Regions from separate parts of the Homo sapiens genome. Here region 2 is linked to region 1. A link is a loop called in an ENCODE intact Hi-C map of the cell type or tissue named here. Cell type or tissue: MCF 10A. All regions are shown on one strand. Links, peaks and the distances in the headings refer to the core of each region. The heading gives the core; the rest is flanking DNA.

The links. Peaks named below come from ENCODE experiments on the same cell type or tissue, not always from the same donor. Only the 100,000 strongest peaks of a DNase experiment are listed, where the experiment ranks them.
Region 2: a loop joins it to region 1, with 3 times the contacts of the local background. A loop is called at or near these places in 2 of 110 quality-filtered maps.

Annotation. Positions count from the first base shown.
Region 1 is chr2:151,047,184-151,055,335 of GRCh38, forward strand. LOC105373686 (a long non-coding RNA gene) reads right to left here and starts at 3,398. Exons shown (of 4, transcript XR_002959484.1): 1 at 3,325-3,398; 2 at 1,548-1,701; 3 at 496-566. In MCF 10A, for the core only: a CTCF peak has its summit at 4,606 (motif pointing left); DNase peaks (open chromatin) are centred at 2,748 and 4,618.
Region 2 is chr2:150,907,794-150,915,945 of GRCh38, forward strand. No RefSeq gene overlaps it. Among named protein-coding and RNA genes, the nearest start is that of LINC02612, 280 kb to the left of the region's middle. In MCF 10A, for the core only: a CTCF peak has its summit at 4,352; DNase peaks (open chromatin) are centred at 4,058 and 4,358.

The sequences.
Region 1 (8,152 bases), core at 1,520-6,519:
CTATTTTTCAACCCCTTCTTGAATTTAGGTGAACTCTGAGACTAATTACATGAGAAGTGACATCGTACCACTGTCAGAATCATCCTTAACTATTTTGACAACTTTTGCTTTGTGACTTTTGGAAGCCAGACATCATGTAAAAAGTATGATCACCCTGAGCAACAATTTTTTGGGAAATCCAAGCCACCTGGAGAGGCCCTAGAAGATGAGACCGCAAGAAAAAGAGGCCAACACTGCCAAGACACTGGATGTGTCAGTGTGGTAGACATCTTGGAGGTAGATCCTACTCATCTACCATCCCAGCTGATGCTGTGATTGGAGCTCATCACCCAACCAAACCCTCTCCACATTCCTGACCTACAAAATCAAAGATCGAGAGAAAACAGTTGTTTTAACGCACTAAATTGGGGATGGCTTATTATATAAGAATAGATAACTGAAACAAAACATTGAATAGTGCTTTAACCTATTTACCTTATGTATTTGTTTACTTACTTGTCTGTCTGAATGTAAGCTTCATCAGGCCACAGCCTTTTCTGTCTTCTTCTCCACTGTGTATGCAGTTCCTGGAATAAAGTAAGTGTTCAATAAATATCTGTTAAATTATTATTGAATGCATTTTTGTCACTGGAGAGTCTACAAGCAAGCAATAATGTACTGTGGTTGATACCAGTACATTGTGGTACTGTATATTATACCAGTTCTTCTTTTATTTTTATTGGAGGCATTCATCTTTGTGAGGAAATACATGTCATGAAAAGTCCAGAAAACATAGGGACGAATGTCATATTATCACACTGATTAACCCATTTATGCCAGAGGTTGCAAATTTTTTGTCTGAAAAATCAGACCTTGGTGATGACCTTTAGCAGCAGGATATAAATAACTCCACAAGCTTAGCGTTCCAATAATGGAACACTAGGCAAATGGATTAACTGCAATTTTCAAAAGCAGACCACGAGACACATTTCATCTAGGGCCACCAATATTTCATTTTTAGTATAACTCCTGAGCTCCCACCAGGGTCACAAAGTAAAGAAATCAATATTTTCTCCCTGATCAGAGCAATAGCTGATACAGGGCCATACAAAAGGAATGAACTTAAGATATTACTTGGAGAGGGAGTATGGCTTTCAAGGATAAGGAAGAATATGCTGTATCAGAAATGCCAGTAAGAGCTTGGGTTCACAGTTTTATACGTTTTCAAGGTCCTCAAAGTTCTTCACTAAGGATTTGATTATCCCTGCATAGTATTGAATATAATTTTCCTCACTGAAAGACTGATATCAAAGTCTATTCATCTCCTCCTTAATGCACAACAAAACCTTGAGAATTCCAGCAGTTTTATATCTGCTAACACATTAAGTGCTTATAAACTTGCAATTGGAGCCCTTCCTAGAAAGCATATTTATAAACCAAATATATGTTTTTGAAAACGATTTCTCTGCTTCTATAAGTAACATAATAGTAATAGACATATAGTTTCTCCACTTATTTTGTTTGTCCACAAAATAACTTAGAACATTAAGCAGCAAGGGTACCCTCACCTTACCAAAGAAGCTAAGTCTGTTTCCTCCAAAATGTCAGAAGTTCATTTTCCCTAGCTCAGGGTAGCGAGCAATTACAAACCTACGCTGTTCCATGCTCTGCACAGATGTCGTTGGTAGATGAATGCGCATGTCTTATATAGAGCCATTAGCCCTAGAAAAAAAGATAGATAATGGCAATGAGAATGTTAGTAAGCCTTTGTTTGCTCTTCCTTGTTTTATTTGAGGTTTTCTTCATGCTTTTCCCTTTTCTTACAGACCATTGTAAATGCATTTGCCATTTGGTGATTTTGTCAAGGATTTTTCAGATTTTCTTTATATAGATGCTATTCATCTAGTCTCATAAGTGTCTGTGAAACTGACATTCTCATATAAGATTTGGTCTCTAAAGTTGTACAGGATGACCACAAATAGAAATGGACATTAACATGTTAAAATTTCCTGCTTCAATATTTTATCTGTATTCATTAATTTATTTACCTCAAAGTCTCAGTTTCAAAACACACCATCCTTAATGCAGGGTGCAAACCATTATACATGTTAAATGAGTCAAATTGCACCCTCTGCCAATATCAGCATGATACCCATCCTCCCATTACACCCACCATCACTAACACTCACAGCCTAAACAATCACTCTTGGTTCCCCAGCTGGGGCTTGCAAAGAGAGATTCTTGCTGCTGGCTCTTGTATAAAATGAAACTATTAAGGAGTAAAGTACCTGAGATGCTTCTAATTGCAGAAAGATGGCTGGGTTGTTTGTAAGAGAGTCTGATGCTCATGTTGACCACAGTTTTAAAAAGTACAGTCACGTACCACGTAACAATTCCATCAGTGATGGATTGCATATAAAACAGTGGTTTCAGAAGATTATAACGGAGCATACATAGAAACCTGATATGTGGTACTTCATATTGGCATTTCAGGTCAAGTAGGGGAAATGATTGATATTCAATAATGGTGCTGGCATATTTGGTTTTCACATGAAAAATATATATACCATTTAGGTTGGTAAGTACACTCTATGAGGTTCACACAACAATGAAATTGCCTAACACTTTTCTCAGAAGATATCCCTGTCACTAAGCAACACAGAAGTGTACTCTTTTTCCCCCTTAAAGTAATATCATGACACGATGGTTACTGAATTAGTCTGCTCAGGCTATAGTAACAAAATGCCATGGACTGGATGACTCAAACAAAAGGAATTTGTTTCTCATAGGTCTGGAGGGGAGAAAGTCCAAGATCAATGTACTGGCTGATTCAGTGCCAGGTAAAGGCTCTCTTCCTGACCTGTAGACAGCCACTTTCTCATTGTGTCCTCACATGGCAGAGACAGACAGAGAACAAGCTTTCTGGTGTCTCTTTATAAGAACATGATCCTATCACTAAGGCCTAACCACATGACCTTGTCTAAACCTAGTTACCCCCAAAGGGTAACCCATCTCTAAATACCATCACATTGACAGTTTGGATGTCAACCTATGAATGGAGAGTAAGGGGAGACAATAACTTGGTCCATGCCAGTAATTAAGACCATGATGAAAATTCAGGAACAAAGCAAGGCTAAGAGACCATTAGAGGAAACAGTCACAATAGTGTTCTCATATTTTGTAATAGCTCCTGTGCCCAACTATATAAGATCTGTCTACAGACTTATTCTCCTTGAAAGCAAAATGTAATATCTATGTTTCTATAAAATAGGAGACCAGTTTTCAGCTTGTATCTGAAAGTTTAAAAAGTTCTACCAAAATGAGCAAAGTTTAATTCCCTCTTACCCTGCCACCAAGGGACCAAATAAGAGAGGCAGCCAACCAGGTAAACAGCGTACTCTGACTAAAGACGCAGAAAGCTACAAAGCTGTAGGAAAGAAAAAGAAGTCACGTCCAGGGCAACTTAACCAGCAACAGAGATTTCACAGAAGCCCTTACTCATAAGCAGAGACTCTTGACTTCAGAACACATCTGCATTTTAAACACAGAAGAGAAAAACATTAATACATTGTGGGAGACAAGAATATGCCACCCCAAAATATGAAGGATTGTTAAGTTGAATTAAGAACAAGCAGATGCAGTACAGCTCTCTGCCCTACCTCTATTTGCCAAAAAGCAGGAAGCAGATTTACAAAGATAAAAGGTATCCTGACCCCCTTCTCTACCAGGGAGAGAAAAAAATTAACCACTGAAGACAGCTTTGGACACATGTCAGCCTGGAGATGGGATGACAGGAATCTACATTAACAAGCTTTACTAACTCACCTTTATCTGCCTGCCCACCATTGGCTGCTGCTGGAGATTCAAAGTCCTGTCTTTTGTCTTGTCATTTCTCTAAAATGTCACTGTTCTTTGTTGATGATACATATAATCTGGAATTCAAAGCCACTTCTTTAAGACTATTCATCTCCTGGGTGTTTCCCATGTATTTATAAAATATATATGTTAATAAATTTTTGTTTGTTTTTCTCTTATTAATCTGCCTATTGCTACAGGGCTCCATTTCAACAAAGAACTTATGAAAGTTGAAGAAAATTTTTTTTTCCTAGAACCTCAGAGTAGGATCCATAGAACCTAAAAACTTAAGAAAATTAGACTGGTTTAGAACAGAAATTATTCCCTTAACTATACCTGATTACATATGTTTACCAACTTCTACTAATGGGGCATCAGAAATTAATATCACACTTCCAATTTTTATCGACATTTATGTAGTATAATAACATAATTTTCATTCCATAAAATGGCTTAATTCTCAGTCAATCCCTTGTATAATTTTCATAAAGTCATGAAGTTTTAAAACCCTCTAGATATTAAATACCCAAGCTGAGAAGGTTAAGCAAGTGATATGTTTTAGAACTTCTGTACTCACAAAGATTATTTGTATCTCCCAAGAACTTGGTACCTCTCATTTGCAATGCTGAAATTAGTTTATGAGTCATTGGTGCTAGCTTAGTTCACATAAATCTATACAAGAATGAAGATCATAGATTGCAAATTATTGTCTACTTCCCCTCAATGTACAAATCCAACTGAAACATTATCTACCCATCAGATGCAAAAAGAGACAGATGCCACCTAGTGTCTGATAGCCTCAAGTGCATCCCAATTCTACTCGAGTCTAGTTCCATTTTGGGATTATCCAGATATAGCTACGTCAAAAGTTACTGTAATATGTTGTATGCAAAGAACACTCAACACATTCTGGTGCTAGTTTTTCTATTAACTATATGTATCATGTTGGGCAAGACCCCCATGTGTCTTGAATTAGTTGCTTTCCATGACCTCTTAGAAGTAATAGACTCTGATTTCAGTTCTGACTAATGCAAAGCCACCTGTGGAAATCTAATCTTTTTACATTGAAATCTTGATGTAGAGCAGAACCAAATTCCAGAAAAGCAAACAACATTTTCCAGGGCTAACCTGTGATGTACATTGACTTCACTCTGTAAAGGAGATGTACATTGACTTCACTCTGTAAAGGAGCATGTTTTCTGTATAAACGCAGTACAAACATGAACTTGAGACACAAGTGCACATTACATCACTCCAAGCAATGATTTATCATCAGGTATAGCAAGGAAAAAACGAAATAAAGTCAAGGTGACCAAAACTCTTGGTTTTCAAAAGACCTCTAACAATTCACTATATAAAGTATGATAGCTGCTCAGACTTTGTCTTATAGTTTAAAATACTTAAGAAAAATGTTCTTCAGTTTTATGTATTAACAGGTTCTGTAAAATTTCTTTTTAACTAGATCACATAACAAAATCTTTCCCAAAAGAAAAATGAATGGAAAATACAGCAAAATATGGCAACTGCTAAATCTTGTTTCTTACCCCTTTAATTCTTTGTATCATGTTCTATTCTCAAATGAGTTTAGTAATCTAGAAGGTAGTCAGGCCTGTGTCCAGTGGTTTATAAAGACAGATGACAGTGTCATACACAGGAAATCTGTCCATGTTCTAAGAGATCTGCAATTGATCTGGCCTGCTTGGTGAAGGTATTTCTAATCTACTACTTAGTCTATAAAATTCAGGTGAATAGTATATGGGACTCTGACCTTCAGAAGTACGAACACAGATTCATTCCATGTGTACTAACTCTATAAAATGTGACAAATCATTTCCATTAACAATGTGGAAAGTCTGTCCACAAACCCATAGAGGACACTTGGTGTTTTGTGCATCTTTTTTCCCTTACAGTGCTTTTCAGTCTGGAAGTCATTCCTACTAACTTGAAAAATCTCAAGACAAGTCCTTCAGCCTGACCACAAGCCAAGCTTATCTTGATGTAGGTTGAGCTTCTCTGCCTGCCAGTTTCATCCCACATGTCAATTACAAAAAGCTGCTTATTATGTTTTTTCCATCCTTATCTGTCTAATGTGGAGGACAATCTCTTCAGGCAACCAAAGCAGATTCTGTCATCTCTGAAGGCTTAAGAGCTGCTAAGCAGTTACCTCTCCTTGTCTCCTGGCTCTGAATTTTCCTGGTGTCAATCATCAGCTCTTCTCCAAGAGCATGCTTCAGATCCAGCTCTTCCATGTCATTCCACCCTTAATCCCATCTAGGATCAATTATGTCTCTAAAAATGAGAGATGAAAACATCTCTTTGAACTGGTTTAGATACCAAATGGACTTGATGGCAGAGGGGCCATTGTTCCTGATAGGGCACCTTTCTTCAATTTTCTGTGACTCTCCCTGAAGGCCAGTGTCTGTGAACTCCAACAGACTTGTGAGTTCTTTGTTGAGTGCCAACTGTACACTGTACTCTATACAATAAATCTCTGTGTTTCCTAAAAGCCAATTATTAGATCACTCTTCAGTGATCTAAAGCTGAGTAATCTTTAGTTTTTCCTTCAAGTTAAATAGCCCAAGTATTTTACATTCGTTTTCCCCTGCCTGTTCTATTTTCCTCTAGTTCCCTTTAGGTCTTCTTATATCTTGTCAATGAACAGTGCACGTCCTGCAAACAAATACACTGGGGCACAAACTGAAAATAAGATTAATTTGTCACTTCCAAATATTTTGTTTCTGCATAGCAACAGCATCATCCTTACTTCATGAGCCACAGCAGAAATGTGCCAACACCTGGTAAGTTTTTTATTTCTTTCATGTGGTGCTTAGTCATTGCCCTTTCTATCTTTGTATTTGGGCTTTTGGTCCCACTACATATTGGAAATGTCACTCTTATTTTCTTGGCTTCCTTGACAATATATACAAGGAGTGGGTGGCCTCTTACCTGACCTGGGATATTATAAAGGACATAGGGTGGCATCGGTAACCCTTTCAGATGTTCTCATTTATGATTACATGACTTGAATAATCTATAAGATGATTTTGTTGGAAAGACTTAGGGGGTGATACTGTAATTCTTACATGTAGAGCACTTTGAAGGGCTTTCACGTATATAACCCATTTCATTCTCACAGCCTTACTTTGATGTAGGCTGAGCAAGGCAACATATTATTGTCCACTTTTTACAAATGCAAAAACTGAGGCTTAGAGCAATCGATGACGTGCCTATTGTCACATTACTAGTAGAAATGCCAGTCAAAATAAAAATCCAGGTTTTCTGATTGTCTATCCAAGAGTAACTTTTCTACTCCGGGGTTTTCATTCTTCCGTAAGAGCTGTAAGGACTTCTGAGAGCCACTCAGGGACCTGCCACAAAGAAGGAGGCCGCATGGCCAGGGCTTTATGCCCCAGCCCCTGCTTCAATCAGGGCAGGTTGACATGTATCTATTTTATCAATTGGGTTTCTGTTTAATCTTTACTGTATAAGATTTCTGCTTAAAAACATACGCATTGTTTGACTACTCAGCACCATGCTAAAAAGAACATCAAGGGAGTAGAAGCCATGAAGGACGGGTGGGTCCAAAGAAGAATAAATAAGCTAAGACACGAGTGAATTGAGGATCACCAAATATATAGTCAGCTCCAGGTGGCATCTCTGTCTAACAGCAGATCTGCACATGGGTAGAGGTTAACCCCTCAGAGCATAGTAAAAGGGCAGCAGACATTGTTTTTACTCTTAATAAACACGAAATCTGTAGAGAAAATGGAACGGCTCTAAAGAAAAATACACAGACACATACAACTCAATTACATTAACACCTGCATAACAATAATAGTTCAGCAATCCCTAGCGTTGACTGCCGCAGCCAACAAAAAACCTCATGCCCCTTGCTCACTCTGCCCTCGTTCTCCCTTGCTGAGCCCTTATTCATGTCCAAGGCCCAAACTTCTCATAAATCCTTATCTTTTCTTAGAAAAAAAGGAAGAAAACACCCTGAAAAACAAAGCCTCAAGGAAGTAAGTGCATGCTGCCTCTCCTAAGGGATGTAGCATTTTAAAAAGAGGACTCTACCAAGGGAAAGGCTAAGGTTGAATGGAAAAATATGAATTGTTAATGGTCCAGTCAAACTTTCATGAAGGACGTAATTCATTGATTCATTTATTTTTATTTTTTTAGAGACAGAGTATTGTTCTGTTGCCCAGGCTGGAGTGCAATGGCACCATCATACCTCACTACAGACTCAAACTCCTGGCCTCAAGCGACGCAAGGAGGTAATTTAGAATAGGAGCTCTCCCTGGGATGTTTCATGTCTGTC
Region 2 (8,152 bases), core at 1,825-6,824, 140 kb before region 1:
TCCATCCCCTGCTCCAATCCTGGGGAACCGGGAGTTGCCAAGTGACAGAAGCAGGTGAGGAAGAGTTAATTGGGTAAATAGCAAGGATAACAATCACTCCCTCTTCCCTTTGTTTCTAGCTTCTAACATTGAGAGATAGATCTTTTAATAAAATGAGACAAAAAAACTTTGTATTTAAACTGTGCTTTTATGTAGCACCTAAACGTGAGACTTGACTGTTAGAAGTGACCCAGAACACTTTTATTTCCAGGGGCTCTTGCCATAGCACAGTGATTTAAGAACAACAGAGTTAAAAGAATAAAGTTATTTTCCCACTTTGACTGTCACTCATGCAACTGGTTATTAGCAAGTTACCTGTAGCTTCCTTAGGTAGAAATTTGAACCACAACTCTACAGATTTGGGTTAGAGAATATTGGTGTTACTACAGCATTCTATATTTTTGCAGATTTGCAGCCCATCTCTACTATGATGCTGAACTGTCATGAATGACTTCTGTACATCAAGTGTGGAAAATAAAGACCACCCAGATGAGAAAAGCTAAGTCTGTTTATTCAGCGCATACTATAGCAACAGAGCCATCATCACTTGCATTTTGGCAGAGAATCAAAGAAGGCAAAGAAGTGGGAAAGTTTTATAGCAGAAAAGAGGAAAGCCTTCAGGTATGCCTTGATTGGAGCCTGTTGGCATGGGAAAGCTATAGGGTGGTTAACTAGAAGACATCCTACATGATTGGTTAGGAGAGCAAATTTGGCTTTCTCTAGTTAGTCTTAAATTAAAAGTGGGAACAAAAATTAGAGAAGCTCTCAGATATTAATCAAGTCCTGGCCATTTTGGACCGATTATTACAGAAGTTATTGTTCAGTTTCCTGGGTTGTTACTAGAGATAGTAATCTGATTTATAGCAGGCTAGCTTCCTGGGTTGCTTATTGTAGATAAGAGGGTTGGCATCCTGGTCAGGGTGCAGGTCAGAGTTCTATTTTTATATATGATCTGGCCATTGTTCACTTGTATATTCAGTCTCTCAAAAGCAAGATCTATATGAAAGCTTGTTTTTGTCTTGTTCTTCTTTGGGTTCCATAACATGGTTCTCAACATAGTGTAGGTGCTCAATACATTTGAATAAATGACTGAATGACTTCATGGTAGATGTTAGAAGTAGGAGCATCTGAGCTAATTTAATTGGATAAGCCAGATGTCACCACGCAGGGGAGAAAAACTGATGGAATTAGACATGAGAACAGGCTTTAGACATAGGGAGGTGTAACAAAATCTCTTGTCTTTGCTTCTTCAGTAATACCTATGACACCTCCAGTTTAGGTTCCACTCCCAGAAAAATCTTCCTGGTAAAATTTATCCCAAAGTTCAGCTTTGTTTTCTGGTCTTTGGGGCTCACACAGAAAATTGTGCAGTAAAATGAAACCTGACTGCTAGTTTCAAGACATGTATAGACATGAAACAGAGAAGTGTGAAGCATGGAGCACAACACAGTTTTGAAAAGACTAGATAGAGGGACAAAACCTTGAGCTGTAGAGTGACAGGAAGACAAAGGGACAGGGTGAAAGGTTATCTTTGGGGACAGTTTTGAAGGTGAATGCTACTCTACTCAACAGCCCTTCTATCTACAACCAAATCTCCACAGCACCTGGCCTCCATTTATATTTCCTAACTCATTTCTTTATTCCTGGGTAGGAAACCAGCAGGCAGCCAAACTGGCTACCAAAATATACTTTTTTTTTGTAGTTTTTATCTTCTTAACTTTCCCTCATGACATCTTTAGCTTGCCTGCCTTAAAGTTCCTCTTCTTCTCCTTTTCAGGTCATTTCCTATTCTACCTATCTTTCTTGACCCAGCCCAAAGCCAGTCTTTAAGATGCTTCTCTGACCAGCTAAACTGAAAATTGCATGCCCCTTCTCTCCACGCTGATGACACTCATGCCATTACCATTTACTTACTAGTAGGCACTTTCTGTTTGGCTTTGTTTTATTACCTTATCTTGTGTAAATGCCCATCTCTACCACTAGTCTCAAAGATGAAAGAGGTGCTGGCTTACAGTTCCTTGTACTGTCACAGTCTTTCTATCAGAGTTTTGCACATGGTAGGGAAATAGTAAGTGATGGCTTATTGTGGCAATTATTAAGGGTTACTGGCACTTGAGAGATGAGTTTTAACATTAAGGCTTAGCTTAAATTAGTAACATGCACATGGATTCCCCCAAATGAGCTCATGATGTTTATTTATTATATATCAAATGAATTGTTTCTATAAAACGATGTTTCTTTTCCTCCTTAGAATTGGCCATCAGGTTTCCTGTGTTTTTCCAAATTCGGCAATATTAGCTTTAACAACAATTATCATTTAGGAAACCATCTGCCAATATATGTTTTTATATACCTTTCCTCCATTGAGTCCAGTGAGCTTTGCCAAACTGTTTCCAAAAGTAGTCTGTTACTTTAATTCACTTTTAACCAGTATGATTATCATAACTTTAATTCCTTCTTCTTACAATTGCTCTACTAACATAAATAAAATTATATTCATTGTTCTCAAAATTCTTATTTATAAAATATGGTACAATCACTTTTCCTCCCCAAAGACTAGGATTTAACACCATTTTTCTGTTATTTTTCTTTAAAATGTGGTTCATGTTGTCACATTTATAAAATTGATTTATACAAAATTTAGTCAATTTTTACTAATTTCATCTGAACTATTCTCTATATATCTATTTATTTGTTTACATTTATTGAAACAAAACATAATCACATCTACCTAAAAATTTTATTTTTATTGTTGTTTCAAATTTCTTGATTGGTTGGTTTAATTGTCAAGTAAATGAACCAAGTATTTTGGCACATGGTATCTGTGTATGAAGACTCACAATGATAGTGTTTTAAAGCATAGGATGAAAATAAGTTAAGATTCCCTAAAGATTAGAATGGTTGATTGCTATAGAAAATTATTTGCTCATTTTGAGCTAAGGAATGAAAGAAAGGCTGTAAAGGAGGTGCTCACTCAGCCTTAACATCACTGAGCCCAACTGAACCATCATCACACCTGTGATTAGAAACCTTCATCATCAATCACCAATTATAGCAGATAAGAATATAGAAGTTAATGATGCCAGTCGTGACAATTGCTGAACACATTTAAATGAGGTGCAGCATCTGATTGAATTGCCAGATAACTTTAAGGATTTCAGTAAATTCCTCTTCTAGTATAAAAATAAAAGTGGAAGGAAAGCACCCCAAAACTATCATGACAGACATATTTGCAAATCAATACTTAAAATAGAGATTTATTGTAGAGAAAAAAGGAGTAAAGCTTTTTGGTTTTGTTTTTGCTTAACATACAAAAAAAAAAAAGTAAACCAAAGCTATAGAGGCAAATGAAAATAATGTGACTAAATTATGCAACTTGAAAAATGAAGCAAAGGACAGATACCCAGAAAATTTGCATGGAATACCAATTTCACTGTCCGAATGAAAAATTAGACTAGAATAACAATGAAAACAAATCCTAGTAGGTAAAACCACAGTGGATTTGTTTGTGTCAGGTCACATCTGCCGAGCCCAGAAAGCCTGCTGAGGACACTGGTTAATAGTAAACACCTTTTTGGAGCTGCCTGTCACAAGGACCACATCAGGGAATTCCCCTTAATAAAATCAGTAACTTTATTTAAAAAAAAAAAAAAACTAAAAACTAAAGTCATCAACTTATATTTAAATTTCAAAAAGAGAACTAGCTTTTTAAAAAAATTACAAACAAATGTATAAATCTAGATTTTGTATGCTATACTGGATCTGCTTAAGGTGCCACATGCCTGTATTTAGAATATGTCCCACAAATAAAAATAATATTCTATGAATGCAATAAAAAACAGAGATATTGGCTAGCTGTTTTGCTTAATCTGTAAAGTGAGATATGAAAAGCTGATATAAAAAGAATAACCATAGCATTAACAATACTGATGTCATGGCAGCTGGCATACCTACAATGTTTTAGGCCCTAAACTACATTTTCTACCGTCACTGTCACGTGGCGAGCCACATATTGTGCAATATGCTTTAGCAGGCATGTTGCTAGTAAACTGAAGAAGCACTTGCTTGATGGGAAAAAGAAAGGATGAAAGAAACGACCAGAGCAAACTTGAGGTCAAACACAAAATCAAAGTTTATGATTTGGCTCTCAGTTTTATTTCAATAACTGAGAAGGAACGAAAAAGAAGCAGTAAAGCAAAACAAAGTAGAATGCACTCATTTGGAGCCAGGAAAATGTTTTTGAAGGAATCTTTGGGGTGGAAGTGCTTAGTCACAATACTGGTTGCATAAGGAGTGCTACGCAAGAAAAATAACTCGATCTTGGGGGAAGAGCTCTCCCGTGTGGTGTGTCCCTCCTGTCACTGTGAGGACCACAGTCATGGTTGTGAAACCAGCCGGCAACTCAGGCTGCCCTGGTGCCACAGAGCTCCAAGTCCAAGAAGTAAGACCAGCAGCGTGTTAATCTTATTAATCCCAAAACTGGCTTTATTTCTGCACTGGAGAGGAAGGATAGGGGGTTTCTATTACTGACTAGGAATCTGAAACCCAACTTTGTGGTTCCCAAAAACCCAGTTCAGAAAACCTTATTTAAACATTTATTTAACTCACCTGCTTAACTCAGTCCCCATCCCCTCCCCTACCAGGAATCAAGTAACTCAGAATCGATGGATGCATTTTATGTCTTCCTCAATCATACAAGCCACAAATGGTTACCTAAGGGCTAATTTTGCACCGGCCCTTCCTATAACTCCCTAGTAGTGGAACATCGGCCCTGTACACGCAGGACAGGGGTCAGGAGAGCCAACAGTTGGAGGTTTAGACTTTGAGTACTAAAAAGCTCATTTTCAAACATTTCATCTGATTTCTCTTTCCTGATAGAAGTTTTCTGGGGGGATTTTTTTCCTCAGCTGTTATCTATTTCTAACAAAAACTTTAGAAAAATTTTCCTGTATAGATATTTCACCATGGGAAACATTTATTATAATAAGAATTTAAGTGTATATTTAGGAGTCCTTATGCAAGTGAGCAGCAACTAGTTTATTCAATTAATTGAACAGCTGAGAACTACAAATGGTTTTTTATGTTATACCAGTTAGAGTTTATTTTACTTATAAAAAACAAATGTGCAACTTAAACTATCTTTTACCGTAATGGCCTTTATTCATTCCCTTGTGTAATTGAAACATTCAGCATGTTCTGGGTTCCCTGCAAGAGTGGATTCAGCAACCCAGCAATGCCGCAGAGGCTCCTGGTCCCTCCATTTCTAGGCTTTGTCTTGCAAGGCAGCAGCCTCATCCTCTGTCTTGCTCTTGATCCAGGGTGGCTGCTGTCATTCTTCGTCAAGACGTCGAGACCTGTAGGGGCTCACTTTTCTTCCCGCAAACATAGAACCGAAGTCTTGTACTTCATGCAAGTGATCCAGTTCAGGTCAGATAACTACTCTAAACCAATCACTGTGGCCAAGGGGAAAGGACTTTGCTAGGTACCTTACCCTAGTCCAGGTCAGAACTGAATGATGCGCAGTGGTAGTCATTTCCAGGGGCAGCACTTGGTGATATTGACAGGTCTTGGCAAAATCTGATCATGAATCTGTTCTATTTGGTATTTGAAAAAAGGACTGACTTATCTTTTAGAAGTAGACTGAGTTGGCTTCAGATTCTTTAAATTGATCAGGATAAAGGCAGAAACAGGTGAAGGGAGAGATGTTGCTTCCCGAGGGAGACCCTGGACTTCCTATTAACAGGGTATGTGAGATGTCAAGTAATAATAAGAAAAAAACAGCTAAAATGGAAGATATGTAGCCCTAATGGTAATCTGGTTTTCTGCAGTAGGTCATAGAAGTTCCAACAGGCTACTGCTTGGACATGTAAGTTTTGTGAAATAGACAAGATTTATCCATTAAGTAATTGTCCTTATTGGTTGGTACACACCCTCTTCTGTCCCTGAAACTGGTGGAACCAAACTGTTGAGAAGCAGACAGGTCATGCTTCTCACAAAGCAGGAGCTGCCATCCCTAGCAACTATGGCTGGACCAGACTATGTCTGAGTTAAGGGTGACAGAAGACAAAAGCTTAGAGACATATTCAACTAAAGAAAGTATACAGGGAAAGGAATGGGGCCTGGTATTATGATCAGAAAAGAGATTGAGACAAAATAGAAAAGGAGATGGTGGGACATGAAAAGCTGCTGTATGGAAGTTGTCTTGGGCATCCTAGAGCAACATTCTACTGCTTCTGCTGCTGCCAGTCAGGATTAGTTGTTTGTTATGAGGACCTTGCTTCTACCACTCCGCACTGACCATACCAGTTCATGGAGCAGGAACTGGAAAGCATTCTGAACCTAGGAGGAAGGCAATGCTCAGTCTCCACTGCCATTTCTCATTGGCCTAGGCATGGGCCTTGGCTTTGAGGTGCTGAGTCTGGGGGAGCCGTTTCCTGGCCATGATGAAGCCAGGGGTCGGTATGTGTAGACAGTGCTAAGGAGGCCACCCAGTGCAGTTACCAGGCCAACATCCATCACGCAGCCTCTGACAGCAGGACCACCGGGCTGTGACATTGTATTTGTTTCCCAGGGCTGCTATAACAAAGGACCACAAACTAGGCGGTGGCTTAAAACAGCAGAAATGTATTGTCTCACAGTTCTGCAGGCTAGAAGTACAAAATCAGGATGTCAGCAGGGCTAGTCTCCCTCTGAAACCAGCAGGTGAACATCCTTCCTTGCCTCTCTCTGGCTTCTGGTGGTTTGCTGAGAATCTTTGGCATCCTTTGGCTGGTGGCTACATAACTCCAGTCTCTGCCTTCATCATCTGTCACATGGGGTTCTCTCTGTCTCTGTCTTCACATGACTTTCTTCTTACAAGGGCACCAGTCATAAGGGCTAGGGACCAACCTCACTCTAATATGACCTGAACTTAAATCATTACATGGGCAACAACCCTATTTCCAAATAAGGCCACATTCTGAGGTTCTGAGGTTAGGGCTTCAACATATCTTGTTTGGGGAGGACACAATCCAATCCATAACAGATACTAACTGAAATGAAGGAAGTTTAGCAAAATAAAAAAAAAAATAATGCCTATCACATGGAAGCAAAGATATATATTTGTTCTCTGAATCTGGAATGCTGCAAAAATTGTGTACCTGTATGATTTAAAGCTAGATCATTCCGATGTCATCAGGCTATCTCGGTTCAGTCAACGGCTCTGCAGAGAATCCCAAAGTCAAGGCTCACTGATGGCTCTTCAGAATACAGAGGGTAAAGCTCAAGAAATTATATTCTGATGCCAAGCATTTGGATCAAGTTTGGCTGGTCAAAGAAGAAGAAACAAGAGAATAGCAAAATCAAACAGAAAATCACTAGTCCTGAAGCTTTTCAAGTTCATTAACCGTACAATGGAAAAAAAACAGCAACAATATTTGCTATCTTAATAGCATCATTAGCTTTTTTAGAAAATGGGGGGAAAAAGTAAGGGGTAAACATGTCTAAGATTCCAGATCAAAATAAATTTTGTGTTTCTGTCTTTATAGGTATTTGCATATTTTTAAACAAAGTCTGTCTTTATTTATTTATTTATTTAAGAGACAGGGTCTATTACCCAGGCTGGAGTGCAGTAGTGTGATTGTAGCTCACTGCAGCCTCAACCTTCTGGGTTCAAGCAATCCTCCCACCTCAGCCTTCTCAGTAGCTGGGACTACAGGCACATGCCACCACACTCGGCTAATTTTTTGTATTTTTTGTAGAGACAGGGTTTTGCCATGTTGCTCACGGTGGTCTTGAACTTGTGGGCTTAAGCGATCTACCTGCCTCGGACTCTAAAAGTGCTGGGATTGCAGGCATGAGCCACCGCACCTGACCTGTCTTCTCTTTAATATATATATATAGATAGATAGATACATAGATAGATAGACCATATGTACATAAATAGTATTCTCTTTTAGATAATCTTGATCAAAGCACAAATTCTCACATAATATTTAGACTCATTTTCAGCTTTAATTTCAAAATAAAATTCACAAGGGATTTTAAATGTAGGTGTCTATGTATGAAATAGATCAAAAATGTAAATTAAAAGACATTGTTTGTGAGACTAAACAGAGAAGGAAATTTTCTTTTT